Regions from separate parts of the Homo sapiens genome. Here regions 2, 3, 4, 5, 6 and 7 are each linked to region 1. The links are chromatin loops, found by intact Hi-C in ENCODE. Cell type or tissue: heart right ventricle. All regions are shown on one strand. Region 1 holds the start of PCAT14 (prostate cancer associated transcript 14). Region 2 has its middle 72 kb from the start of IGLL5. Region 3 holds the start of LINC02556 (long intergenic non-protein coding RNA 2556). Region 4 has its middle 7.9 kb from the start of SLC2A11. Region 5 overlaps BCR (BCR activator of RhoGEF and GTPase). Region 6 overlaps BCR (BCR activator of RhoGEF and GTPase). Region 7 holds the start of LOC107985554 (a long non-coding RNA gene).

Region 1 (4,000 bases):
GGCACCTGGCCTTTCCTTGTGTATTTCTCCTACTGTCTGCCTAACTATTTAATACAATAAAAGAAAACCAGCCCCTGGTTCTTGTGGTGTTTCCACCCTCCCGGGTCCCCGCTGGCTGCCTGGCTTCCTCCCGCAGCTCCTGCTGTGTGTGTATGTGTGTGTGTGTGCACATCTGTGGGGCGTATGTGTGTTCGTCTTTGTAATTGAGGCTGCAGAGTGGAGAGAGCAGGGGTTTTCTCTGGGGACCCAGAGAGAAGGAGGCGTTTTCACCACAGCCGAACAGGGCAGGACCCCAGCACCCGGGACCCAGCGGGACTTTGCCAAGGGGATGGACCTGGCTGGGCCACGCGGCTGTTTGTGTAGGGAAAAGAAAGAGAGATCACACTGTTACTGTGTCTATGTAGAAAAGGAAGACATAAACTCCATTTTGAGCTGTACTAAGAAAAATTATTTTGCCTTGACCTGCTGTTAACCTGTAACTGTAGCCCCAACCCTGTGCTCAAAGAAACATGTGCTGTATGGAATCAAGGTTTAAGGGATCAAGGGCTGTACAGGATGTGCCTTGTTAACAATGTGTTTACAGGCAGTATGCTTGGTAAAAGTCATCGCCATTCTCCATTCTCCATTAATCAGGGGCACGATGCACTGCGGAAAGCCACAGGGACCTCTGCCCGAGAAAGCCTGGGTATTGTCCAAGGCTTCCCCCCACTGAGACAGCCTGAGATACGGCCTCGTGGGAAGGGAAAGACCTGACCGTCCCCCAGCCCGACACCCGTAAAGGGTCTGTGCTGAGGAGGATTAGTAAAAGGGGAAGGCCTCTTGCAGTTGAGATAAGAGGAAGGCCTCCGTCTCCTGCATGTCCTTGGGAATGGAATGTCTTGGTGTAAAACCCGATAGTACATTCCTTCTATTCTGAGAGAAGAAAACCACCCTGTGGCTGGAGGTGAGATATGCTAGCGGCAATGCTGCTCTGTTACTCTTTGCTACACTGAGATGTTTGGGTGGAGAGAAGCATAAATCTGGCCTATGTGCACATCTGGGCACAGAACCTCCCCTTGAACTTGTGACACAGATTCCTTTGTTCACATGTTTTCCTGCTGACCTTCTCCCCACTATCGCCCTGTTCTCCCACCGCATTCCCCTTGCTGAGATAGTGAAAATAGTAATCTGTAGATACCAAGGGAACTCAGAGACCATGGCCGGTGCACATCCTCCGTACGCTGAGCGCTGGTCCCCTGGGCCCATTGTTCTTTCTCTATACTTTGTCTCTGTGTCTTATTTCTTTCCTCAGTCTCTCATCCCTCCTGACGAGAAATACCCACAGGTGTGGAGGGGCTGGCCCCCTTCATCTGATGCCCAATGTGGGTGCCTTTCTCTAGGGTGAAGGTACTCTACAGTGTGGTCATTGAGGACAAGTTGACGAGAGAGTCCCAAGTACGTCCACGGTCAGCCTTGCGGTAAGCTTGTGTGCTTAGAGGAACCCAGGGTAACGATGGGGCAAACTGAAAGTAAATATGCCTCTTATCTCAGCTTTATTAAAATTCTTTTAAGAAGAGGGGGAGTTAGAGCTTCTACAGAAAATCTAATTACGCTATTTCAAACAATAGAACAATTCTGCCCATGGTTTCCAGAACAGGGAACTTTAGATCTAAAAGATTGGGAAAAAATTGGCAAAGAATTAAAACAAGCAAATAGGGAAGGTAAAATCATCCCACTTACAGTATGGAATGATTGGGCCATTATTAAAGCAACTTTAGAACCATTTCAAACAGGAGAAGATATTGTTTCAGTTTCTGATGCCCCTAAAAGCTGTGTAACAGATTGTGAAGAAGAGGCAGGGACAGAATCCCAGCAAGGAACGGAAAGTTCACATTGTAAATATGTAGCAGAGTCTGTAATGGCTCAGTCAACGCAAAATGTTGACTACAGTCAATTACAGGAGATAATATACCCTGAATCATCAAAATTGGGGGAAGGAGGTCCAGAATCATTGGGGCCATCAGAGCCTAAACCACGATCGCCATCAACTCCTCCTCCCGTGGTTCAGATGCCTGTAACATTACAACCTCAAACGCAGGTTAGACAAGCACAAACCCCAAGAGAAAATCAAGTAGAAAGGGACAGAGTCTCTATCCCGGCAATGCCAACTCAGATACAGTATCCACAATATCAGCCGGTAGAAAATAAGACCCAACCGCTGGTAGTTTATCAATACCGGCTGCCAACCGAGCTTCAGTATCGGCCTCCTTCAGAGGTTCAATACAGACCTCAAGCGGTGTGTCCTGTGCCAAATAGCACGGCACCATACCAGCAACCCACAGCGATGGCGTCTAATTCACCAGCAACACAGGACGCGGCGCTGTATCCTCAGCCGCCCACTGTGAGACTTAATCCTACAGCATCACGTAGTGGACAGGGTGGTGCACTGCATGCAGTCATTGATGAAGCCAGAAAACAGGGCGATCTTGAGGCATGGCGGTTCCTGGTAATTTTACAACTGGTACAGGCCGGGGAAGAGACTCAAGTAGGAGCGCCTGCCCGAGCTGAGACTAGATGTGAACCTTTCACCATGAAAATGTTAAAAGATATAAAGGAAGGAGTTAAACAATATGGATCCAACTCCCCTTATATAAGAACATTATTAGATTCCATTGCTCATGGAAATAGACTTACTCCTTATGACTGGGAAATTTTGGCCAAATCTTCCCTTTCATCCTCTCAGTATCTACAGTTTAAAACCTGGTGGATTGATGGAGTACAAGAACAGGTACGAAAAAATCAGGCTACTAAGCCCACTGTTAATATAGACGCAGACCAATTGTTAGGAACAGGTCCAAATTGGAGCACCATTAACCAACAATCAGTGATGCAGAATGAGGCTATTGAACAAGTAAGGGCTATTTGCCTCAGGGCCTGGGGAAAAATTCAGGACCCAGGAACAGCTTTCCCTATTAATTCAATTAGACAAGGCTCTAAAGAGCCATATCCTGACTTTGTGGCAAGATTACAAGATGCTGCTCAAAAGTCTATTACAGATGACAATGCCCGAAAAGTTATTGTAGAATTAATGGCCTATGAAAATGCAAATCCAGAATGTCAGTCGGCCATAAAGCCATTAAAAGGAAAAGTTCCAGCAGGAGTTGATGTAATTACAGAATATGTGAAGGCTTGTGATGGGATTGGAGGAGCTATGCATAAGGCAATGCTAATGGCTCAAGCAATGAGGGGGCTCACTCTAGGAGGACAAGTTAGAACATTTGGGAAAAAATGTTATAATTGTGGTCAAATCGGTCATCTGAAAAGGAGTTGCCCAGGCTTAAATAAACAGAATATAATAAATCAAGCTATTAACAGCAAAAAATAAAAAGCCATCTGGCCTGTGTCCAAAATGTGGAAAAGCAAAACATTGGGCCAATCAATGTCATTCTAAATTTGATAAAGATGGGCAACCATTGTCTGGAAACAGGAAGAGGGGCCAGCCTCAGGCCCCCCAACAAACTGGGGCATTCCCAGTTAAACTGTTTGTTCCTCAGGGTTTTCAAGGACAACAACCCCTACAGAAAATACCACCACTTCAGGGAGTCAGCCAATTACAACAATCCAACAGCTGTCCCGCGCCACAGCAGGCAGCACCGCAGTAGATTTATGTTCCACCCAAATGGTCTTTTTACTCCCTGGAAAGCCCCCACAAAAGATTCCTAGAGGGGTATATGGCCCGCTGCCAGAAGGGAGGGTAGGCCTTTGAGGGAGATCAAGTCTAAATTTGAAGGGAGTCCAAATTCATACTGGGGTAATTTATTCAGATTATAAAGGGGGAATTCAGTTAGTGATCAGCTCCACTGTTCCCCGGAGTGCCAATCCAGGTGATAGAATTGCTCAATTACTGCTTTTGCCTTATGTTAAAATTGGGGAAAACAAAAAGGAAAGAACAGGAGGGTTTGGAAGTACCAACCCTGCAGGAAAAGCTGCTTATTGGGCTAATCAGGTCTCAGAGGATAGA
Region 2 (4,000 bases), 580 kb before region 1:
CACTCCGCGTGAGTCGGTAGCTGCTTTCTGAATCTGCTACTCATGAACGTTGTACAGTCCTGCTTTATCCTTTTCATGAGCTCACCACTCTTTATAGTTTAACAACTCTGAAAAAATCCCTGTTCAAATTACTGGTGTGGTTTGCCTCCTGAGTCTACCCTGGTTGACACAATATCTCAGCATCAAAAGATGGCATGGAAATGAAGGTCATCTCCGAACTGCTACTATGATAGACCTTCAATCAAATGAAGTCAAATGAAGCCTTCAGGCATTCATCTTGCAGAATGCAAACAGTCAGCTGCCACAGGGAACTGCAGAAGGCAAGCGTTGTGACCAAACCATAAATGCTGGTCAGCCCCATCTAAATCAGGTTAAAATGGGGATAGATATCAGCCAGTGAGAACACAGGCAGCTTTCTTTGGAATGGCCACTTCGGGGGTGGTGGGTGAGCAAAGAATGGATGCAGATGCTCTCTCCTCTCCAAGGAGCAATGTGGACTTCAAAGCCCACAAAGATTCGTGAGATTTATTCCTAGAATAAGTACCCTAGAGAAGCCCGCCCAGCAGAGTATAAAAGAAATCAAGAATTTCCGGTGGACCCAGAACGTGTCACAGCTTGGGGCCAAATAAATTACACTCCTGCAAATGCCTCGGGCCTAGCTCCAGTAAAAAGTGACAGGACAGCCATGTGTCCAAAAGCTAGTGCATTGCACAGCAAGGAGGAAACCAATTTCCTTTAGCCTTTGCTCCCCTAGAGACGTCATATGACCAGAGTGAGGTTGGACACTCAGCTCTCTATCTTTTCAAATAATTCCCCATCTCCAAGTTCATGGAAAGAGAGAAAACCATCATGTCACCATAGCGATGACTCCTCTAATGATGGTTCAGAGTGGAAAACTTCTGACTTCAAGGATGGCCTCATACAGGATGGACGTGAATGCTGGTCCTCAAAACCCCAATGTCACATTTTTAAAAATCTGACCATCCCTCAGTCAGTGTCAGGGGTTTTCATGTGGGAAACCTCAAAGAAGGTGAGAAGGCAGGGGAGGTGTAACCCACAGTAATTATTAATAAAACCAACATTCCAGGACAAACTACTGCTAAGGAGGTTGAATTTTTTTTCTAAATGATCCTTCACAAGTAAAATAAGGAACTGGAGTCCTTGGACTGATCGCTATATTATGCTAAATGGATGACAGAATACAGCTCAGGAGTCAAAGATCATAAGCTTCCAAGTGGCCACAGGGACAATAAGCCTTTCAGCCCTTGGGTAATAAAGTCAGACAATCTGGTCCAGCAGCCAGAAGATGGCTGAGCTGGAGGAACATCGATGATGGGACAGTCCCAGCGTCCGCCCTCTCTGCTGGAAGGACATTAGCTGCTGAGAATAACTGGATCCAAATTGTTAACGTGACCCCCCACTGCTCATGGGGATGAAGAAAAAGATCTGGGGTGATTGGAACCTTACAAAGCAGGGACACAGATGCTTTATGTCTTTCGAAGGTCTAGTTGTAAAAACAAGACCCGAAAGCAGCCTCTCGGTCTTTTCACTGCTGGCCAGCAAAACTGGGAGAGGACTATGTTGTGATGTCCCCAGGATATCCTTCATGATTGCCACCAAGATCTGCTGGGATAGGTGCCCAAGACCTGGAAGGAACACTAAACTAGAGACCCAGGGATGCACACACCTTGCATGTTCTCACAATGAGGCTAAACCAGACTCATCACCGAAGAAATGCCAGCCAACAGCCTGTGGACATGGATGCAGATTGACTATTCCAGCCCCTCAGTGAACAAGCTCCAAGTGTGTTTCCTTGTAAAGCAGTTATACAGGTCAAAAATCACTTCATCACAAATGAAATACGGTCAAACTACCACAAAACACAGGGCTAAAATATCTCATCACCGGAGGGTGCCAGAGACCACCAAATATAATCCAGATTCAAGGCAGTCCATGTGAAAATTGCCCACCAGGTGGCGGAAATGCAGGGAGACGGCCAGCATGTACAGATAATTTGTTTCCCGGGTCCACACATTATCTGATGAGAGTGAATCTGACCCTAGAAGAGAACTACACAACTACTTGGTTGCATTAGGGTTCAACAAGACTGTGCACGCTCCAAAAATTCTCAAAAAGGTCAAATCCAAGTAACAAGGGTTTTAGCCTATGAACCAAGGTGTGGCTAGAGAAAAGATTGTTTGAATTTGAAAAGAAGCTAGGAGGTTGACTCACTGGGGCATCTATCCTTGAGTCTTCCTGCAGTGGGAGGCAGAGTGAGCGGTCAGCTGGGCATCCACATCTAGAGTGTTGAAAACCTCCTGGGGGTGGAGACGGGGGACTTCCACTTCCAGAATGGGCAATTGTGTGTGTGTATAAAATATTTAAGATATATGTATTTATTTAAAGTCTCTAGAAATGGCCTTAGGGCATACAGCAAATAAAAAAACATTTAATTCAAGAACATCTATTAAAACCTGGCAAGAAATGGGAGGGTCTGTGGCATTTCAACCACGACCTGCTCCATTCCTCCCACTGCCAGCAAAATGTGACAGAAACTCCACTCCAGGTGGGTACAGCCAAGGACACAGCACTGTCTCCACCCAGCTCCCAGTCAAGGGCTATGGTATTTTCCCAAGAAGGAAAATCCATCAGCATTTTTCTTCCCACCCCAGCTACCTGTTGCAGAGACTAAATTCCAGGTGATTGTAGTAATCGGTTGAGGCTCTCTTCTTTTGCTCAGCCCCTACTTGTGGGACAAAAGCCCTGCCTTGGGTGCAACACACTGAGAATACTGGCACCATCAACCAGCTCATTTGTAAAGTAGAGGTTCCATGCTATGAGAAGCAAGCTGGGAATACAATAGACTCTCCAATAAGCACCCACCTCCTAAAGCAGGGGTGTCACTCAGAAAGTAGCTACCTACCACTGTCCCCACCCAGCCCCAGAGCCATAGCCAAAAGCTCCTGAAACATTTCCCCAAGAGGAAAGGCAGGACATAGAGAGCTCTAAAGCCCTTCCCGAATGAACTGACTTTATTTGCAAATGAGTACAAAGTTCAACATTAAGGGGACTTTCAAAACAATGAAGCTTGGGCAAAAAGCAATTGAGAGGAAACTGGTAAGTTCATTAGTGACATAAACTAGACCATAGGCCAGCTAGTTTATCAGAGAGAACCAGGAAAAGACATGGCTAAAAACAGACCTCTTGGGGTCAAAGCAAACCTCAAACACTGACCTCAAAAACTATCCCTGCAAATGAGCCTCAGTTTAATTGGATAAGTCATCTCAATAAAGGTGTTTTTTAAAGAAAAAAAACAGCAATAACAATTATACATTCTGGTCAACATGGAGTAACAGGAGCTGGATTTATTTTTAGGCCTGGAATAATTTTAAAAACAACACAAAATATTTAAGTCACTGGACATCAGGCAATGAAAGATAGTGGTTTATAAGAGATGAGAAATGAATAAGATGAGCCCCACGATTGCCCCAGATTACTGCATGGAGAGTTTCCAGTCTGAGGCTCAAGGAGGAGAGAACGTAACCACAGCCCACTGGCCTCCCCGAGTTGAAGAAACAGAGCTGCTTGGGATCCCAGGCCGCTGGAGTTCATAGGGCAGAGTACCAAAGAGGAGGGAGCTTAACAGAAAGAGAACTCTGCAAATACGAGAGTGTAAGTATTATACTGAGTAGTGATCAGTGTATGCATATGAGGAATGTACCTGAGGCCAAGAAAAAGACTACCCAAAAGCATTGAACAGAACAATCCCCAGAGAAAATTCAGGGCTGAAAATAATGCCTGACCTCATCAACAAGTACAGAAAATCTCATAATTCATTAAGCATCAGGTAGAGTACTCAGAGGAGTCTTCCTGATCTGTGGACAAAATTAACCATAGACTTAATGCTGTTGTGGTCTCATGTAAAAATGTTAAAAGAAAGCTGGGGATAGATTAAACTGTTTCAAAATAATTTAACTGTGTACCAGAACACAACTTAAGA
Region 3 (4,000 bases), 210 kb before region 1:
TCCTGTCTCTACTAAAAATACAAAAATTAGCTGGGCATATTGGCGCGTGCCTGTAATCCCAGCTACTGAGGTGGGTGAGGCAGGAGAATTGCTTGAACCCGGGAGGCAGAGGTTGCAGTGAGCCAAGATCGTGCCACTGTACTCCATCCTGGGTGACAGAGCAAGACTCCATCTCAAAAAAACAAAACAAAAACCAGACATAACAAGGTCGAGCTCAGTGGCTCCCGCCTGTAATCTCAGTAGTTTGGGAGGCCGAGAAGGGCAGATCACCTGAGGTCAGGAGTTCAATAACAACATGGTGAAACCCGGTCTCTACAAAAAATATAAAAATTAGCCAGGCATGGTGGCACACGCTTGTGATCCCAGAGGCTCGGGAGGCCAAGGCAGGAGAATCACTTAGGAGGCGGAGGGTGCAGTGAACTGAGGTCTTGCCACTGCACTCCAGCCTGGGCGACAGAATGAGACTCCGTCTCAAAAAAGAAAAAAAAATCCCCAGCCATAACAATATACATGTATGTTATACAATAACCAAACCAATATAGAAGGGTATATAGTGAAAGGAGAAGTATTGTTGTGGGTAAAATTGTTTCTATGAATAAATGGCTGATCCAGTATTTTTTTCCTCCAAAAAAACACCTTTTCCCCTTTGATTTAGTGTATACCACACAGAGTCGCTTAGCCGATTCAGTGACTTTTTTGATAGCTGGAGAATGCTTCCTAATGGTTGCAGGTGTGTAGGGGTTTTCTTGACATTTTCAGTAAGAAAGTGAATGTTGTGCCATAGGAAAGCTTTATCACAGGTGCACGTTGGTAGCCAACCAAATAACGTGAGTGTCAAGTACAGTATCTAGTGAGTGGAGAATAACTGTAATAATTACAATTACAGTTGTAGTTAAAGTGAAGTTTGTATCAAAATTTCTGTTTCAAAGGTGAACTTTTAGGGGGTGTATCTGCAGTGTTTCCTCCTCAGATGTGATTTCTCTGAAGCAGTGGTTCTCTATAACTGACTTGACACACAGTGCATCTGATATTTCGAATGACTTAAGTGATAGTATCAAAATTACTATCATATACATATTTAAATCACATGACTAACTTGTGTGTGGTATTATGCAAACTGCTCAGCTCAGTAAGGGAACAGAAATAAGAAAAAAAAAGGACAATATTGGGAGTCTTTTATACAATTAAATTTGTTCGATTAAAGGACTATCCTTTCTAAAAAAAAAAAAAAAAAGTCCTGCTTTCTTGGTGTTAAAATAAAGCATCTTTTATGAAATGATGGTGATAGTAAATGGTGATATACAGTAAATGTAAATAATAGCAAATACAAGGTTAGTTATCTTATTGTGATTTGTAAAAATAAAGAGAGCCGAGAATCTCGTTTTGCTGCTATTGTTTGGGAGTTCAGGAAAAAGTTCCTGGGGCTTTTGTTGTTAAGAAGATTCAAATACAAATTATTTCTTAAGAGTAAATATGAGTTTATTTTGAGGTCATTTGTCACAGTCTACTGAGAAATCCACTGAGAAAGCTTTTAAGTTTGCCTGGTATTAAAGATGTTCCTATTCTGATCATTGTTAAATAGATCTTTTCTTATTAGATATAAAATGTCAGGAGATATTTTATTTTGAGACAGAGTTTCGCTCTTGTTGCCCAGGCTGGAGTCTAATGGCATGATCTCGGCTCACCGCAACCTCTGCCTCCCAGGTTCAAGCGATTCTCCTGCCTCAGCCTCCCAGGTAGCTGGATTACAGGCATGTGCCACCACTCCTGGCTAATTCTGTATTTTTAGTAGAGACAGTGTTTCTCCATGTTGGTCAGGATGGTCTGGAACTCCCGACCTCAGATGATCCGCCCGCCTCAACCCCCAAAGTGCTGGGATTACAGGCACAAACCCCCTCACTCGGCCCCAGGAGATTTTTTTGTGTTGTGCCAACAAAATAAGCCTAGGCAGGGAAATTCCTTCTGGTGGTTGGAATTGTTAGTACTGAATAGACTAGCTGCGAGGTAAAAACCCCCATGGGGTTTTCTGTCAGCTCAGATATCATTGTGACCCCAGTCTTTTGCTGTGAAATAACATGACCATTAAGAAAGTAGCCTTAAACAACGTATTTTGGGTATGTTGAGGAGGAGGGACAATTATGATCTGTTCCAAAGTGAACATAACAGATGATCCCTGTGTCTGTGAAGCCTTTAAAATTTATAGTGCTCTTCTTCTGTTAATTTCAAGTAAGATTTAGTTATTGTGACATACTCTTTAAAAACCTGCGGTGTATCAAAAGGCTCATTTTTAAAGCATCTTGAAAGGAAATTAATAATGTAATATCTACTTCAGAATAGTAGTTTTTACATTCTGAAGAGTGACTGACTGCTCTCAGCCACTTCTGAATTCTCAATTTTCAAAGGATAATTTGGTAACTCCATAAAGAAAATCCGTAAATAAGAGAGTGAATATCTTCTTTTTGTTTGTTTGTTTTTGAGATGGAGTCTCCCTCTGTCGCCCAGGCTGGATTCCAGTGGCCTGATCTCGGCTCACCGCAAGCTCCGCCTACCGGGTTCACGCCATTCTCCTGCCTCAGCCTCTGGAGTAGTTGGGACTACAGGCGCCCGCCACCACACCCTGCTAATTTTTTGTATTTTTAGTAGAGACGGGGTTTGACCGTGTTAGCCAGGATGGTCTCGATCTCCTGACCTCGTGATCAGCCCGCCTCGGCCTACCAAAGTGCCGGGATTTAAGGCGTGAGCCACAGCGCCCGGCCCCGAGAGTGAATATCTTTTAACAGTGTTTTTCCTGATCTTTTCCAACATCTTCATTGTGGTTCTGTCCTTTATTTTTTGGTTAAATCCAGAGGTTTACTTCTGCCTGTATCTTTCCAAACTATTAATCTGTTCACAATCACTCTCCCATTTAAACCCTTCAGCAACCCCAGTACCTTCGTAATAAGGTCTCCTTAGCTTGGTATCCAGAACACTTCAATACTGGGCTTTGACCCCTGTTCTCCTTCCCCCACCTCTGTTTAGGTGCTTCACTGAGCTGCACCGAACAGCTCTTGGCCCCTTGAAATCTCTGCAGTCTCCTTGTCTCCCTCTGCTGGAATATTCTTCTCTCACTTCATCTGATCATTGCCTTCAAAACTCAGCTCATTTTCTTATTTCCTTGCCCTTTCCATGTCCCTTGTTTTCCTCTGATTAAATTAATGTTCCAAACTCAAAAGAAAAACAACTCAGCTCAGGCATCACCTTTCCTGGAAGGCTTCCCTAGTCCTCCTGCCTCCCGCAGACTTGTCTGGCACCCTGTGCATTTGGGATTTGGCACACTATGTCTCGTCTGCGGCCTCCACTGGACGATGAGACCGTAAGTGTGTGGCTTGACGGAAAGTTGTTGACTCTGCTGGGGTGCTGGTACAGTGCTGGGCACGGCAGTGTTACAGAGGAAGTGAGCCACTTAGTTTCTGCCCTTAGGAGCTTTTCTTCTAGTTGCAGTTGACCCTGCCAGCTGTGAGACACCTCCCAGTAGTGCGTACCAACTTTCAAAGTCTGTTTAATTGTATCTTAGTGTCTGATTCCAATTTTATTTCTTGAAGGAGGGGAGTGTCTCTAATGTCTTATTTTGGCACCCAGAGACCAGGTAGGCATCATTTTTGTCCCAAATTGTGGAAGGAATGTACATTTGGCACAGATTACTTCCCTTTTTTCTCTTGTACACCTTTCACCTTTTTTGTTTTTGTCTTTTTTTTTTTTTTTTTGAGTTTGATGTGTTTGGACAGTAAGGGTTTACGAGATTAAGATTAAATTTCAACTTTGTCTATTGTGCATATAGCCTAAGGAAAACAAAAAGTTAAAGAGGAAAAATACATTGCCTCTAAGAAGAAGACTCATTATTCAACTTTTTTTATTTTTAATTGTTTTCAGAGACTGGGTCTCACCCTATCACCCAGGCTGGAGAGGTGATCACAGCTCACCGTAGCCTTGAACTCCTGGGTTCAAGGGTTCCTCTTGCCTT
Region 4 (4,000 bases), 310 kb after region 1:
GTGCCATTGCACTCCAGCCTGGGCAACAAGAGTGAAACTCTGTCTCAAAAAAAAAAAAAAATGCAAAACAAATGCAAGATTAGGTCGCAAAGTGAGTATTTGAAATGCAAACAAATGACCAATTTGGTTGCCCCGTTGGAGAGAAGAGAAAACCGAGGCTGCGGCACGGGGAGGGCTTCCTTGGTGAGGGCAGACGCAGGAAGGCACACCTGTCCCACTGCTTGCGCATCCCAAACCTGCAGAAGGTGGTCCAGCCACAGCGGACTGGCTGCTGTGGCATCTCCCCACCCCCTTCCAAGAGGCCCTGCTTAGAGGCCCCCTCCGCCCCAAGGAATGCAGGCATCAGTGCTTCAGACTCTGGCCTAACCACCGTCCCCACCTCCCAGGCCCCCACCCTTTCCCTCCAGATGTGGGCACAGCTGTATTTTTAGAACAGCCGACCACGAGGACATTCTTTCCTTCTAATTAAGATGGCTTCAAATCTCTCATCTGCAATCAGCCCCATTGTTCAGTCCTCAAACATCAAAGGGTGGCCAGGAGGGGCCGCCTCAGCTGGTTGTGGGGTTGGGGCTTGTTTTCTTTCTTTCTTTGTCTTTGAGCCATTACGCTGGAAATGAGACCCAGAACCGGAGTGGATGCCAGCTCTGAGGAGGAAGAAGCAGGCCTTTGGGTAGTTTGCAGGACCTGCCTGTCTGCACCCCTGCACCCTGTCGCCAACCTTGAGTGAGGTTGTCCAGCTAGGCTGCAGCCCCCCAGTGCACCCATCTGAGGTTAGGGTCTGTCTGGGACAACTGCGGGATCAAAAAAGGCCCTGTGTTGGCTGGGCGCGGTGGCTCTCGCGTGTAATCGCAGTGCTTTGGGAGGCCAAGGTGGGCAGATAACCTGAGGTCAGGAGTTCGAGACTAGCCTGGCCAACATGGTGAAACCTCGTCTCTACTAAAAATACAAAAATTAGCCGGGCATGTTGGCTCACGCCTGTAATCCCAGCAAGTCGGGAGGCTGAGGCAGGAGAATCGCTTGAACCCCGGGGGCAGAGGCTTCAGTGATCATCAGGCCTCCTGACCTCCTCCCTCTCCCCCGCAGGAGGCCCCTGGTGTAGGACAGAGATGCCCACCCACGTGGGGGCAATAGGAAAGGCTGCAGGGAGGAATGGCCTCTGGGTAGCCTTGAACCGTGTTACAGTCCTCCGTGCTACAGCGCTCTCAAGCCCACTGACAGATGAGGAAACCGAGGCTCAGAGAGGCCAACAGGCTGGCCTAGAGCTGCTCAGCCCACTAGCAGTGAGGTGCTCAGGAACGCTAGGTCCCCGCAGTCAGCCGTGCCCTGCACCCCTCACTCATCCCCAGGGATGGACCGGGCCTGCTGCTGCCTGAGCCTTGGCTCCAGGTAGGAGGCACCTGTCCCACCCCGCATGGAGCAGAGAGGAGAGCCACGCAGGCGGGCCGAGGCCGGATGGGACTGGCGTCAGGCTTCTCAGCTCCCCAGGGTCCTGGCCCACCCGGCCCCGCGCGGCTGGATGTGAGGACAGGGCAAGTGAAATCGCACCGGGGCGGGTGGCGCAGGGCAGGAGGCTGCAACTCGGTACAACGGCCAGGACTGGAGCGCCCAAGAGCTGAGGGGCAGGGAGGGCAAGGCAGAAAGGGGAGCCTCCCCAGATGAAGTGCCCCCTACCCAGCGGCGCCTGGGCGCAGGCCTCCTTTGTGTCACCGCCACCACTGAACCTTCGCGAGTCGGCGGCAATCGCTGGTGCTGGGTTCCGCAGAGCCCGGGCTCTGTCGCCCCCTCGCGGCCGGAGCCGGTCTGGGCGGCGTCGGGGAAATCCCGAAAAGCCTGCGGGGAAGAAGCTGAACGGGGGCGGGACCCGGGCGCGGTGAGCCCATTCATTCCCCGAGGGCTGGGAAAGTCTCCACCAGGAGACGGAATCCCTGGGATGTCCCCAACGCTGGGCCCTGCCTCCCTAGGCCCAGGTAACAGGCATTTTCTAAGACAGTTCAGGGACACGGAGGCACCCCGCTGGAAGAGCCGGTGGGCTCCCGGGTGGGGTACGGGCCGGGTGGGAGTCAGTATCACCAGCGGGCTTCGCTGGATTGATTGTTTTTATTTATTTATTTTTAAATATTTATTTATTTATTTTTGAGACGGAGTTTCGCTCTGTCGCTCACGCTGGAGTTCAGTGGCACGATCTTGGCTCACTGCAACCTCTGCCTCCCCGGCTCAAGCAAGCCTCCTGCCTCAGCCTCCCCAGTAGCTAAGATTACAGGCGCCCACCACACACCCGGCTAATCTTTGTATTTTTGGTAGAGATGAGGTTTCACCAGGCAGACCTCAGTTGATCCGCCTGCCTCAGCCTTCCGCAGTGCTGCGATAACAGGCAGGAGCCACCGCGCCCGGCCTGTATTGATTGTTTTTAGTTTGAGCTGCGCTCCTCCCTTGGCAATGTGAGGAAGACCAGCTCTGCCAGCCGGGCTGTAGGGCTGGTGCGGGCACCGGCTTGGCCTCACAGAGCCTCAGGGACTCCCCTCGTAAATGAGGCTGACATCCACATATGGGTGGTTGCACCTAGCACTGCACAGGACGGATGTGAGCACCAGGCTGCTACAAATACAGATATGACTTTCACATGCCCAAGGTTAAACTCCCAGTCAATGTTTGCTGAGGCGAAACCTAGAGCTTCCTGGCCAAAGGATAATAATTAATGTCTGGGGAGCCCACACATGGGGACCTGTCTCCAACGAGATGGGGGTGGCTTTAGGGCATCCAAGAGGCATTTCAAGGAGAATCAAGGGGCAGCCAGGTATTGTTAATGGTGGCCAGGTCAGGATCCAGTCTGGCAGGGTCTTGGATTCAAGGTTAAACCCAGTTCTAAATTTGGGACTTATCCCCAGGCTCGCCCCCAGGCTTTTACTATGTAGACATATATATTCCTACACACATTAGGTACGGTTTTGTATATTTCCAAACAATATACAGGCATAATAGTGTAGGCATCTTTCTGCAACTTTGTTCATGCAGCGTTGTGATTCACACATGTTGATACCGTTCCTCTAGTCTAGTCCACTGATTTTCACTGATGCATGGTATTCTATGGTATTCTACAGCTTATATCTCCTTTTTTTGCATGATTGACATTTGGATAGTTTCCAATTTTCCTATGGTACAAAAGATGCTGCATTTGTGAACAGTTCCTGAGCATGGGATTAAGAGTTTCTCCAAGGTAAACCCAGGAGTGGAATTGCTGGGTGGGAGAGGTATGTGAACTTCAACTTCCTTCATCTGCCCAAATTGCTCTCCAGAGTCATTGCACTGATTTACATTTTTCCTTCCTTCCTTCCTTCATTCCTTCCTTCCTTTTTTTGAGATAGGGTCTTAGTCTGTCACTCAGGCTGGAGTGCAGTGGTGTGAACATGGCTCACTGCAGCCTTGACCTCCTGGGCTCAAGCTTTTTTTCCCACCTCAACCTCCTAAGTAACTGGGACCACAGCTGTGTGGTGTGCCACTGTGCCCAGCTAATTAAAAAAAATAAATTATAGAGACAGGGTCTCACCACATTGCCTAGGCTGGTTTGAAACTTCAGCCTCAAATGATCCTCCTATTTTGGCCTCCTAAAGTGGTGGGATTACAGGCATGAGCCACCACACCTAGTTCCAACTGATATTTTCATCAATAGTACGTGGGTGTTCCAGCTGATCAACACCACCACTTGGTATTGCCAGAATTAAGCTGTTAGTCTGTTGAGTGGGAACCAATATGCTGATGTGGATTTAATTTGCATTTCCTGATTACTAATGTAGCTATCTTTTAATTAGGTTTTTTGGTCATTTCAGTTTCCTCTTCTGTAAATTCCTTGTTCATATCTTTTTTTTTTTTGAGACGGAGTTTCACTCTGTCGCCCAGGTTGGAGTGTAGTGGCACGATCTCGGCTCACTGCAAGTTCTGCCTCCTGGGCTCAAGTGATCCTCATGCCTCAGCCTCCTGAGTAGCTGGGACTACAGGCCAAACC
Region 5 (4,000 bases), 220 kb before region 1:
TGGTGGGGCTGGGACCCTCCCACTTCCCACCTCCTTGTGTTCCTCACTCCCCTGTTTCATTCCATGCTGAGCCTCCCCTGCCTTGGGCTCCTCTGGGGAGGGGGTGGTGGCAGGAGTTGTCCAAGGGCAGCTCTGCCCATGAGCAGCTGCTCTAGCGGCTCCTCCTGCTGCTGTTTGCCGGGTGCTGCTGACCCCTGCGAGGTAGAGAAAAGGCGTTCAGGTGGTTCACACCCCACACAGGTGCCCCTCACAGGGTCCTCAATGGGGGCCAGAGCTGTGAGACTGAGGATGATGACGAGCCTGGGCTGTGCAGGGACACAAGCCCCAGGTGCTCCATGTGAACACCTCGGGAGAGGTCTCTGGCTCGTTGTGACCCCAAGGAGTAACCCACCGCCTTCTGCAGCTCTTTCAGACCCGGTTGCAAAGGAGAGCTGCATGCTCAACCTGCTGCTGTCCCTGCCGGAGGCCAACCTGCTCACCTTCCTTTTCCTTCTGGACCACCTGAAAAGGTAGCCCAGCTCTCCCATGGCAGCCCAGGGCTCCAGGTCCCCAGGCCGCAGAGTGCCCCTCTGCTCCCACTAGACCCCCAACACCGAGGACCTTTTCTCCTGACCCTTGTCTGCAGTCACTCACTGCCTTTGGCGACTAGTGCCACTGCCACCCCTGCCCCAGCCTCTCTTCTTTGCCACCCTCCTCTCTCTGCACTGTGGCCTTAAAAAAGAGCTCAGAGCTTTGGCCGTGGCCAGCAGTGCACTTGGACCCCCCTCTTCCCTCCGAGTCACATCAAGTAGGAGACCTCCCCACCAGCCCAGAGCTGGCTCCTTGTCCTGGGCCACTGAGACCCAGAAGTACCAGGGCTGGAGTCAGCTTGCAGCACAGCCAGGGTCGAGGTCACTCCCTTCCTGAGAACTCCAGCACAGCCCAGCCCCTCTGCCTCTCTCCTGGGGGTGGCGTTGAAACAGCACCCGCTGCTTTGGTCCTCTACAGGGTGGCAGAGAAGGAGGCAGTCAATAAGATGTCCCTGCACAACCTCGCCACGGTCTTTGGCCCCACGCTGCTCCGGCCCTCCGAGAAGGAGAGCAAGCTCCCTGCCAACCCCAGCCAGCCTATCACCATGACTGACAGCTGGTCCTTGGAGGTCATGTCCCAGGTATGGGAAGACAGGCTCCAGCCCATGCAACCCTGACCTGACAGAGGTGGCCTCTGCCTGCCCCACCCCCAGTCCTGCCCATCTTCTTACTTGCATTGTATGTGGTGTGGCCAACATTCACAGAGAGGGACTTGCCTAGGTCTGCATGGATGGGAGTGATAGTGGGGGCCCAGGCCACCTCCTGGTCCTGCTAGTGCACTTTGCTGGAAGCTTAAAACTACCTCAAGTGTTCGGGTGTGGTGGCTCATGCCTGTAATCCCAGCACTTTGGGAGGCCAAGGCAGGATAACCAATCCCAGGTGTTTGAAACCAGTCTGGGCAATGTGGCAAACCCCATCTCTAGAAAAAATAAAAAGAAAAATTAGCCAGGCATTGTGGCACACATCTGTAATCCTAGGTATCTGGGAGGCTGACACAGGAGGATTTCTTGAGCCCAGGAGTTAGAGGCTGCAGTGATCCATGATGGAGCCACTGTACTCCAGCCTGGGGGACAGAGCAAGGCCCTGTGCATCTCTAAAATAAATAACCACCCCCCACCCAACAAGTCATGCCTTGTCAGGACCCCACCCCACCCCCATCTCACTGTAAGGGGTTCATGACACCAGCAGGGGTCCCCAGCACCTGAGATGGACTTGGAGGCTTGGGCCCCAAAGACCTCCCACCAGCAGCTGTGAGCCCCGCTCTGAGCCACTCTTCTCTTCCCTACTCTGCCCGGGCAGGTCCAGGTGCTGCTGTACTTCCTGCAGCTGGAGGCCATCCCTGCCCCGGACAGCAAGAGACAGAGCATCCTGTTCTCCACCGAAGTCTAAAGGTCCCAGTCCATCTCCTGGAGGCGGACAGATGGCCTGGAAACCTCTGGCTAATCGGGCCATCCGTAGAGCGGGAACCTTCCTGAGGTGTCCTTGGGCCACCCCCAAGTGTTGGGCCATCTGCCAAGAGACAGCGACCCAAAGCCGAAGGACAGGTGGCCTGGAAAGATCCCGCCCAGGTCTGGGAGCCCCAGGCTGGCCTCAGACTGTGGTTTTTTATGTGGCCACCTGAGGGCGCCCCAAGCCAGTTCATCTCGGAGTCCAGGCCTGGCCCTGGGAGACAGGGTGAAGGGAGTGGTTTTTATGAACTTAACTTAGAGTCTAAAAGATTTCTACTGGATCACTTGTCAAGATGCGCCCTCTCTGGGGAGAAGGGAACGTGACTGGATTCCCTCACTGTTGTATCTTGAATAAACGCTGCTGCTTCATCCTGTGGGGGCCGTGGCCCTGTCCCTGTGTGGGTGGGGCCTCTTCCATTTCCCTGACTTAGAAACCACACTCCACTTCTAACAGGGTTTGAGAGGCTTAGTCAGCACTGGGTAGCGTTTTGACTCCATTCTTGGCTTTCTTTTTCTTTCCAGAAGGATTTTTGTGCAGAAATGGGTCTTTTGTTGCCATGTTAGTCCTCCTTGGAAGGCAGCTCAGAAGGCCTGTGAAATGTCAGGGGACAGGACCCCCAGGGAGGGAACCCCAGGCTACGCACTTTAGGGTTCGTTCTCCAGGGAGAGCGACCTCGTCCCCCGATCCTGACCGCCCTTCCGGCCCACGCTCTCCTGTTTGGCTTCCACAGGCCTGGACTTCTCTGGCTTCTCTGCCCACACACTCCCTGCCCCCAGTGTCCCTGCCCCTGCCCCAGCACAGGTGACTTCATTTCTGTCCTCTCAGCTCAGTGGACTCGCTCAACTTTTGTATAAGTCTCCACTTGGTGGCAGCAGCTTGCTGATGACTTGTTTTAAAACTTTCATCCTAAATAACCTTTTGATACTTGAATATTTGTAAGTTTTATACATAGTTTCTAATTTTTTTCCGAACAGATCCAGATACCTAATAAGATGCTGGAATGTAATCCCTGGACAATCCGTGTCCTGGCAGCATTTGGTCTTCCTCTAAGCGCCTGGCTCCGCTGTTCTCAGGAGTGGGTTCTGAAGTCTCTGGAGAACAGGATACGTGGAGGGTTAGGAAGGGGCCAGGCCTAGAGACGGGAGACTCCCTCCCGGAGCAGGTGGAGGCACAGGACCATTCGCTACCCCATCTGCCGACACCTGCGGGGGAGCCCAGGCATTCTTTGTAAACCCTCCTGACCACCTGGCTCAAAGAAAACAGAAGCATGGAGACCGCCAAGTATTTTCAAGAAATAACCCCATGAATATTCCATCACTTTTTTAGAAAGAGGGGCTTGGGGCAGGCAGAGGAGAGAAGGGAGAGCAAACTGAGAGCCAAGTTTCCACACGGTCCTGCAGGAGGAGAGGATGCAGCTGCCCAGAGGGAAGCAGGATCACATTTAAGGAAGTGTGTGGGGTCCCTGGATGACACCAGCACCCAGTGCGGCTCTGTCTGGCACCCGCTCCCAAGGTGGGAGGAGTGGGTGTCCCCTGTGTGTCAGTGGGCAGCTCCTGCTGAACCCGCAGCTCACTAGGGAGCCTGACAGTGGGGCCATGCGCCTGACACTCCTCTCTGCTTGTGGACCTGGCAAGGCAGGGAGCAGAAAACAGCCACTTGAAGGCTTTCTGTCTGCGTCTGTGTGCAGTGTGGATTTAGTTGTGCTTTTTTCTTGCTGGGAGAGCACAGCCACCATTTACAAGCAGTGTCACCGTCGTGGGTGGCGAGGACAGAACAGGAGCCTCTGCTCTCTGTACCTATCTGGGCCCGGTGGGCTCCCTTGTCCTGGCTTCCATCTCTGTCTCAGCGACCATTCAGCCCTGCGCAGGAACACGTGTTGCTTAGAAAAGCCAAATCCAGCCTTGTCTCTGCCTCCTCTGGTCTCATGATGTGCATCTGTTACCTTGAAACTGGAAACCAGTCTATCAATGTCTGTGCCAATT
Region 6 (4,000 bases), 230 kb before region 1:
TTCATTCACTGAGTAAACACCTAGTAAGATTGCTGGGCTGTGCAACAAGGTGACTATTTGGGGAACTGCCCTACGTTGTCTGGAGTAGCTGCACCATCTTACATCCCCAGTGGCCATGTATGAAAGCCCATTTCTCTACATCCTCACCGATGCTGGTTATAGTGTATCCTAAGGGAGAAGGGTGTGTTCCTTTTGAAGTGATGTTAGAGACTGGTTGGGATCAGAGAAGAGAAGCAAAGAGTTAAAAGTGGGATAGAGGCCAGGCGCGGTGGCTTACGCCTGTAATCCCAGCACTTTAGGAGGCCAAGTTGGGTGGATTGCTTTAGGTCAGGAGTTCAAGACCAGCCTGACCAACATGGTGAAACCTCGTCTCTACTAAAAATACAAAAATTAACCGGGCATGGTGGCAGGTGCCTGTAATCCCAGCTCCTCAGGGGCTGAGGCAAGAGAATGGTTTGAAGCCAGGAGGCAGAGGTTGCAGTCAGCCGAGATCTCGCCACTGCACTCCAGCCTGGGCAACAGAGTGAGACTCCGCCTTAAAAAAAAAAAAAAAAAGGTGCAGGATGGATCTCAGGAGAGCAGATTGTGGTCATAGACTACAGCAGGAGGCCTGTAATCTCTCTCCTGGTGAACACAGAGGTTCTCTGGTGGTCTCAGCAAAGACCCACCCCCGGGAGTAGGTTATAGTGCAGACACATGGGGCCCAGACAGGAACAACTGGGGTTGCCCTGCTGGACCATCCAGGCTGGTGACGATGGGCGTGAAGGAAGCTGTTGTCTACAAGGAGCTAAGTGAACAAGCATTTCCTCCTTTGGAAGGTTTACTCATAGCCCCCTCCCTGCCCCTGCTGAGGGTGGGTGAGAGGATGTCCTCCGGCTGCCCATTGGTGACTCAATCCAGCCACACTGACTACAAAGCAAGCAGGGCAGTGCTGGGCCCCCAGCAGAGCCACCATGCAAAGTGGTCAGTGATGCTTCAGGGCAGCACACAGCACCTGCCCCAGTTGGGCTTCGGCCTCCCTCAGCCCCCACCCCACCACTTCCCTGGGATGGATGTGCACGATAGTTTTCTAGGCAGACCTCTAGGCCACCATCTGCCAGGCCCGCTGACCATAGTCATTCTTTCAAGGCTCCTGCCTTACCCAGTCCAGGGGGAGAGGAGCAGCAACCTGGTCCATCCTCCTGAGACCACTGCATGTGAGCAGACAGACCCCTGCCTGCCCAGTCCCCGGCCAGGCAGCAGGCATGTTCCTCACCAAGACCTTGCAACCCAGGGGGACCCTGGACAGCATCCGGAGTGCCTCGGTTTTTCCCTTAAGGGAAAACTGTTTCCCCCTTGGTCATCTGTTTTTCCAAACCCCAGTCTTTTGCTTGTTTACTTCTCTGGTGCTTTAAATAACTGCACGAGAGAGCGTACCAGCCTTGAGCAATGTTTGGGATTGGCTGAGCTGAGGCACAGGCCTCATTATCATGCTATTCTTTATACGGCTTCCGCTCTGCGGCGCACACTCTGTTCTTTGGAACAGAGCCAGCCTTGGGACAGCCTTTCCCACTGGAGCTGCCAGTCAGGACCGCCGTGAGAGCCAGTGCCTGGAGGCCAACACCCTGGTCTTCAGTCACTGGGAGTCACAGAGAGGGGCCCGATAAAGAGCCCTCCTGGCAGCATCAGTACCAGGTTGGAGTGGGCGCTGGACACCACCAATGCTGGGGAGTGGACGCTGGCTGGAGCCCCACCCAGGGCTGCACATTGCTCAGCCAGCTAGCTCTGGGGGAGCAGGACCTGAGCAGGGTGTCCTCCACCCTGGGTCCATCAGAGGCACTGCATTTGATTATTGGGGTTACCTGCTGGGAGTGGTGCAGATTTTGGACAGTCTGGATTGCTTCCAGCACAAGGCAGGCTGACCAGTCATACTTTACTCAGTCTCCAAACTTGGGCAACAGGAAACTAGCCACTTGAGAAGGAAGCTCAGCTTTTCTGGGCTTTAGAGGAGATGGAGACACGTTGGAAATTCCCGTAACCAATAGGCTGGGGTGGGAGGGTGTTCTTCCCACACACACACAAAAAAGTGGAACCCGGAGGTGATGGGAAGCTTTGACCTTGGCCAGCCAGACTGCGGGGTGGGGTTTCCCTCAAAGCCTGGTCAAAAGGCCTTGGAGGCTGGAAGCTCTCGTTTAGCCCCACCAGCTTCCCAGAGCAGCAAGGCCAAGCATGCAAGAGTCACCATCCACCCTGGCCATGATGCAGGGCCTCCTTTGGTACTTCCACCCCAGCCGGGCGGGCCGGAGCCGGGCGGCCTCTGCTGAAAAGCACCTGTGGGCCGTGGTTCCAGGGGGGCTTTGAGGGGCAGCCGCTGATGTCTGGACAGCTTCTCTTTCTGTCTCTTCTTACCTGGACTCTGGGTTGCTTGTTAGCTGCTTCTGCCTGTTCTGGGTTTTCAAGGGGAGAGGGGCCCAGTGATGGCTGTTCTTTGAAGGAAAGGTAAGAATGTCTCCTGCTTAACATGTTTCTGTGTTTCCAGTTACTTGGTTGGTTAGTAGAGCCAGGGTCTCTCGCTTTGTTGCGCAGGCTGGAGTGCAATGGCATGATCATGGCTCACAGCAGTCTCCACCTTCTAGCCTCAAGTGTTGCCCCCACCTCAGCCTCCCGAGCAGTTGGGACTGCAGGCACATGCCACCATGCTTGGCTAATGCTTTTGAAAATTTTTTTTTTATAGAGACAGGGTCTCACTATATTGCCCAGGCTGGTCTTAAACTCATGGGCTCAAGTGATCCTCCTGCCTCGGCCTTTCAAAGTGCTGATATCACAGGCAGGGTTTCCATTTTTTAAAGCTCCCAGCAGTGGTATAAACTCCTCCTTTCCAGAGAAAGCGCACTCTGTCCGCATCCCTCATGTTGTCCTCTCCTGCCTCTGCTTAGGGTTCACTCCGGGGGAAAGTGCCACTTGAGAGTTTCCTTTTTATGTGTGGTTCTGACTGACCGCTCCCTGCTCACAGATGCTGCTTCTCAGGGTGGGGTCCCTGAGGCCTGGAGTGTGGCCTCTGACGACCTTCAGGGCCAGGTGCGGAATGAGAGCCTGTGGCCGCATGGCCCCCGGTGGGAGACGTCCCGCCGCCCTTTGCTTCTCTGTGCCACTCTGGCTGCACAGTTCAGAGCCTTGGGAAACGTTAACCAGTAGGACCTAGAAGGGGAGGTGAGAAGGGGTCAACCCCCAGGTGTGCCTGTGGTGAGCCTTCGTGCTGAGCAGGTGCAGGGAGGGAGGCCCAGGTGCACACACCTGTGAAGTAGGGGGGCAGCTGGCTGGGCTCCTTGACCTGCTCCAGAGCTTCTTATTTTCTGGCCACTTCACCTGCAGAAGGCCCAGGTGGCTGTAGCCGCTAGGGTCCCTTGCAGTGGAAATGATGCCTGTCCTCAGCCCCTCTCTAGGCCTGGCACTGTGCTCAGCACCGTCGTGTGTGTGTATGTATATGTGCACGCATGTGAATGTGTGCAGACATCATGAGGTGTGGTCCCTGCTGTTAGGCAGCTTGCCTTGTGGCTGAAGTGAACCATCACCTGAATCAAGGGATGGAAACACAAGGCCAGATGCAGTGGCCTTCTATGGAGTCAGACGGTGGCTCCGTGACCTGGCTTCACTCCAGAACTACCTGGGGTTTCTAGCTGTGTAAATCCCAGGTCCCACTCAGATTATGAGTCAGTTCTCTGCAGGTGGAACCCAGGGAGGTGTTTTTTTTGTTTTTGCTTTTATTTTTGAGACGAAGTCTTGCTGTGTCGCCCAGGCTGGAGTGCAGTGGCGCCATCTTGGCTCACTGCAACCTCCACCTCCTGAGTTCACACCATTCTCCTGCCTCAGCCTCCCAAGTAGCTGGGACTACAGACGCCCACCACCACGCCCAGCTAATTTGTTGTATTTTTAGTAGGGACAGGGTTTCACCATGTTAGCCAGGATGGTCTCAACCTCCCGACCTCGTGATCCGCCCACCTCAGCCTCTCAAAGTGCTGGG
Region 7 (4,000 bases), 250 kb before region 1:
CGGCCCCCAATGCCACCGTGGCCTGGGGGATCAAGGATCTCCGGGCAGCCCTGCCAGTGCTTGTGTCCCAGGGTTTCCTGTCATAACATAGGAGCCCCAGCCATTTCCAGAGTGGCAGCCTCTGTTCCCTGTTCAGCATTATGCCCAGAAATAAGCCCCTTTTCCTCACCTGGTGGAGAAACGGGGGCCTGTGTTAGCAGAGGACGGGCAGAGCCATGCTGCTGTCTGTATGGGGAGACCTCACAGGGAGGTGCTCCCAGTCCAGCCACTCATTCTCAGACCTGCCTTGTGGCTGTGCTTAGGTAGCGTGGGATGTGTGTGTTTGTAAGTCTCATGCTAAGACTCCTCCAGGCCTGGGCTCTCCAGGGCCACACCTCACTCTGCCGCCAGACCAGCACTGCACTTGAGAGCCAAGTGCCCTCTCCTGAGCCCCCAAGCCCTGGCACCAGTTCTTGCCGTGCCCCTTCCCCAGGGTGTGTGGTGGAGGTCCAGTGGGAGGGGCCAGAGGGCCAAGGAGCAGATTGACCAATTGGTGCACCTCTTTTCCAACCTCCCAGGTTTCAGAAGCTTCTCCCTGACATCCGTGGAGCTGCAGATGCTGACCAACTCGTGTGTGAAACTCCAGACTGTCCACAGCATTCCGCTGACCATCAATAAGGAAGGTGGGCCCCCCCGTTTCCGTGTACAGGGCACCTGCAGGGAGGGCAGGCAGCTAGCCTGAAGGCTGATCCCCCCTTCCTGTTAGCACTTTTGATGGGACTAGTGGACTTTGGTTCAGAAGGAAGAGCTATGCTTGTTAGGGCCTCTTGTCTCCTCCCAGGAGTGGACAAGGTGGGTTAGGAGCAGTTTCTCCCTGAGTGGCTGCTGCTGGGTGGTTGAGGAGATGCACGGCTTCTGTTCCTAGTCACAAGGCTGCAGCAGACGCTCCTCAGATGCTCTGTGCCTTGGATCTGGCCCCACTCCCGTCCTCCCAGCCCTCCTCTCCTCCAGCTACCTGCCAGCCGGCACTTTTGGTCAAGCTGTTTTGCATTCACTGTTGCACATATGCTCAGTCACACACACAGCATACGCTATGCACATGTGTCCACACACACCCCACCCACATCCCACATCACCCCGACCCCCTCTGCTGTCCTTGGAACCTTATTACACTTCGAGTCACTGGTTTGCCTGTATTGTGAAACCAGCTGGATCCTGAGATCCCCAAGACAGAAATCATGATGAGTATGTTTTTGGCCCATGACACTGGCTTACCTTGTGCCAGGCAGATGGCAGCCACACAGTGTCCACCGGATGGTTGATTTTGAAGCAGAGTTAGCTTGTCACCTGCCTCCCTTTCCCGGGACAACAGAAGCTGACCTCTTTGATCTCTTGCGCAGATGATGAGTCTCCGGGGCTCTATGGGTTTCTGAATGTCATCGTCCACTCAGCCACTGGATTTAAGCAGAGTTCAAGTAAGTACTGGTTTGGGGAGGAGGGTTGCAGCGGCCGAGCCAGGGTCTCCACCCAGGAAGGACTCATCGGGCAGGGTGTGGGGAAACAGGGAGGTTGTTCAGATGACCACGGGACACCTTTGACCCTGGCCGCTGTGGAGTGTTTGTGCTGGTTGATGCCTTCTGGGTGTGGAATTGTTTTTCCCGGAGTGGCCTCTGCCCTCTCCCCTAGCCTGTCTCAGATCCTGGGAGCTGGTGAGCTGCCCCCTGCAGGTGGATCGAGTAATTGCAGGGGTTTGGCAAGGACTTTGACAGACATCCCCAGGGGTGCCCGGGAGTGTGGGGTCCAAGCCAGGAGGGCTGTCAGCAGTGCACCTTCACCCCACAGCAGAGCAGATTTGGCTGCTCTGTCGAGCTGGATGGATACTACTTTTTTTTTCCTTTCCCTCTAAGTGGGGGTCTCCCCCAGCTACTGGAGCTGTCAGAACAGTGAAGGCTGGTAACACATGAGTTGCACTGTGTAAGTTTCTCGAGGCCGGGCGCAGTGGCTCATGCCTGTAATCCCAGCACTTTGGGAGGCTGAGGCAGGTGGATCGCTTGAGCTCAGGAGTTGGAGACCAGCCTGACCAACATGGTGAAACCCTGTGTCTACTAAAAATACAAAGATTAGCCGGGCTAGGCAGTGGGCACCTGTAATCACAACTGCTTGGGAGGCTGAGGGAAGAGAATCGCTTGAACCCAGGAGGCGGAGGTTGCAGTGAGCCGAGCTTGTGCCACTGCATTCCAGCCTGGGCGACAGAGCAAGACTCCGCCTCAAAAAAAAAAAAAAAAAGTTCCTAGAAACAGCAAAATGTGGAGACAGAAAGCTTACCAGGGATTGTTGGGGAATGGGGTTGGGAGAGAGGACTAACTGCAGATGAACCCAAGGGGGACTTTTTAGGTGAGAGCAGTGTCGTGAAAAGACTGTGGTGCTGTTTGCGCTCACATTTACATTTCCTAAAATTCTTTAAACCCTACACTTGGAATGGATGAATTACATGACATGCAGATTGCACCTTCATAACATAATCTTTCTCCTGGGCCCCTGTCTCTGGCTGCCTCATAAACGCTGGTGTTTCCCTCGTGGGCCTCCCTGCATCCCTGCATCTCCTCCCGGGTCCTGTCTGTGAGCAATACAGCGTGACACCCTACGCTGCCCCGTGGTCCCGGGCTTGTCTCTCCTTGCCTCCCTGTTACCTTTCTTTCTATCTCTTCCTTGCCCCGTGCACTCAACCTTGCATCCCCAAACCAAACCTATTATTCATGGACCCCAAACTTGTTCCTCTTATGTCCTGTCCCTTTGAGGGGCACCACCATCCACCCGCATGGCCAAGCCAGAAACCGTGGTCTGCTCTCCCTCCGTTAAATGCCATTCTCCATCAGTGAGGCTTCTTAGTCATCTCTGGCTGCCTGGCCAGGCCCTGGCTGTGGCCTCCTCCCTGGTCTTTGTAGCTCTGGATATCCCTGCAGAAAGGGTCCCCACTACCAGGCCTCTCCATCCCCAGTCTCAGGTAGTTTTTCTAAAATGCAAACCCCACCCTGCAACTTACCGCCCACAGCCCAGCCCACTCTTCTCCAGGCCTCGCCTCCCTCCCTTCCCCCTGCACCCCACGACTTCTCCAGCACTGAGCTGCTTCCTGTGCCCCACAGTGGCCTGGAGTCCCCTTTGCCTTAACTCTTTGCCCCATAGTACAGCGGGGTCTGCTCTGATTGTAGGGGCTTCCCACATCCCCCAGGATGGCTGCCCTCTGCTGTGGCATCACTGTGTAACAATGGCGTGTACACCTCTCTGTCCCCACCAGTGCAGGGCCCTTCTCATCGTAGGGGCTTTAGCTGGGGTTTGTGGATCGACTGAGTGAACGAATGTTGTGGGAAGTCCCGTTTCCCAGCCGCACCCAGGGAAATTCCACAGAGCGGGCAGGGGCATCGCATGAGGTGCTGGTGTTCACGCCAGACCACAATTAGGTGTTTAATTTTTAAAAAGAAAGTTACAACCTTTTTTTTTTATTTTTATTTTTTCTGATTCTGCAAATAACACCTGCTCTTACAGACCATGTGGGTGATGTGGAAAAGACCTGTGACCTTCTCCATGTCCACTTCTCCCCACAGATCTGTACTGCACCCTGGAGGTGGATTCCTTTGGGTATTTTGTGAATAAAGCAAAGACGCGCGTCTACAGGGACACAGCTGAGCCAAACTGGAACGAGGTGAGGAACTGATTCCACAAGGGCCCAGCCTGCCAGGTGGGGCACAGGATATTTTCCACTGGAGATAATCTAAACCTTCAGGGGCTCCCTGAGGGCTTCCCCCGAAGGCAGTGCTGCTGAATTCCAGGAATCTCCTGGGGGGCCAGTAGGTGACGTGTCCAAGAGATTTTATCTCCTTGTTCCTGAAAACCTTACCCATCCCTGTCATCACAAAGAAGCCACCTATTTTGCTGGAGAAGTGTTTGGAAAGAGACTTAAAAAGGCTTTTTGTCTGCCTTTGTTAGCGCTTATGTTTACTTGGTAGGTTTCCATAGTGTTTTT

The links. Peaks named below come from ENCODE experiments on the same cell type or tissue, not always from the same donor. Only the 100,000 strongest peaks of a DNase experiment are listed, where the experiment ranks them.
Region 2: it touches region 1 in a loop (7-fold over the local background); 6 of 110 quality-filtered maps call a loop at or near these places.
Region 3: it touches region 1 in a loop (5-fold over the local background); 44 of 110 quality-filtered maps call a loop at or near these places.
Region 4: a loop joins it to region 1, with 8 times the contacts of the local background. A loop is called at or near these places in 80 of 110 quality-filtered maps.
Region 5: a loop joins it to region 1, with 7 times the contacts of the local background. A loop is called at or near these places in 53 of 110 quality-filtered maps.
Region 6: a loop joins it to region 1, with 3 times the contacts of the local background. A loop is called at or near these places in 47 of 110 quality-filtered maps.
Region 7: a loop joins it to region 1, with 2.4 times the contacts of the local background. A loop is called at or near these places in 20 of 110 quality-filtered maps.

Annotation. Positions count from the first base shown.
Region 1 is chr22:23,537,382-23,541,381 of GRCh38, forward strand. It overlaps LOC124900476 (endogenous retrovirus group K member 5 Gag polyprotein-like), which reads left to right. Exons shown (of 2, transcript XM_047441690.1): 2 at 1,380-4,000. The coding sequence starts at 1,493. The coding sequence ends at 3,364. PCAT14 (prostate cancer associated transcript 14) reads left to right here and starts at 721. Exons shown (of 4, transcript NR_109832.1): 1 at 721-943; 2 at 1,380-1,457. RefSeq lists a silencer at 741-1,035 and enhancers at 919-1,533, 2,221-2,515, 2,241-2,535. In heart right ventricle, a CTCF peak has its summit at 2,396; a DNase peak (open chromatin) is centred at 2,390; H3K27ac peaks cover 399 bases; H3K27me3 peaks cover 289 bases.
Region 2 is chr22:22,957,433-22,961,432 of GRCh38, forward strand. No RefSeq gene overlaps it. Among named protein-coding and RNA genes, the nearest start is that of IGLL5, 72 kb to the left of the region's middle. In heart right ventricle, a CTCF peak has its summit at 1,947 (motif pointing right); a DNase peak (open chromatin) is centred at 1,959; H3K27ac peaks cover 2,004 bases; H3K27me3 peaks cover 702 bases.
Region 3 is chr22:23,323,440-23,327,439 of GRCh38, forward strand. It overlaps LINC02556 (long intergenic non-protein coding RNA 2556), which reads left to right and starts at 3,177. Exons shown (of 2, transcript NR_149133.1): 1 at 3,177-3,352. In heart right ventricle, no CTCF peak of the experiment used is centred here; no DNase peak of the experiment used is centred here.
Region 4 is chr22:23,847,929-23,851,928 of GRCh38, forward strand. No RefSeq gene overlaps it. Among named protein-coding and RNA genes, the nearest start is that of SLC2A11, 7.9 kb to the right of the region's middle. RefSeq lists enhancers at 1-607, 608-1,363, 1,364-2,119. In heart right ventricle, a CTCF peak has its summit at 1,788 (motif pointing left); a DNase peak (open chromatin) is centred at 1,783; H3K4me3 peaks cover 781 bases.
Region 5 is chr22:23,313,565-23,317,564 of GRCh38, forward strand. It overlaps BCR (BCR activator of RhoGEF and GTPase), which reads left to right. Exons shown (of 23, transcript NM_004327.4): 21 at 404-509; 22 at 988-1,150; 23 at 1,869-4,000. The coding sequence ends at 1,958. It also overlaps the pseudogene POM121L11P. Among named protein-coding and RNA genes, the nearest start is that of LINC02556, 11 kb to the right of the region's middle. RefSeq lists enhancers at 420-921, 2,058-2,352 and a silencer at 2,103-2,222. In heart right ventricle, a CTCF peak has its summit at 2,158 (motif pointing right); a DNase peak (open chromatin) is centred at 2,187; H3K27ac peaks cover 881 bases.
Region 6 is chr22:23,304,576-23,308,575 of GRCh38, forward strand. All of the region lies in intron 16 of BCR (BCR activator of RhoGEF and GTPase), which reads left to right. Among named protein-coding and RNA genes, the nearest start is that of LINC02556, 20 kb to the right of the region's middle. In heart right ventricle, no CTCF peak of the experiment used is centred here; DNase peaks (open chromatin) are centred at 1,526 and 2,110; H3K27ac peaks cover 2,451 bases.
Region 7 is chr22:23,288,960-23,292,959 of GRCh38, forward strand. BCR (BCR activator of RhoGEF and GTPase) reads left to right here. Exons shown (of 23, transcript NM_004327.4): 13 at 558-662; 14 at 1,380-1,454; 15 at 3,582-3,679. It overlaps LOC107985554 (a long non-coding RNA gene), which reads right to left and starts at 1,569. Exons shown (of 3, transcript XR_001755448.2): 1 at 1,255-1,569. RefSeq lists an enhancer at 3,274-3,453. In heart right ventricle, CTCF peaks have their summits at 1,704 (motif pointing left) and 1,915; a DNase peak (open chromatin) is centred at 1,679.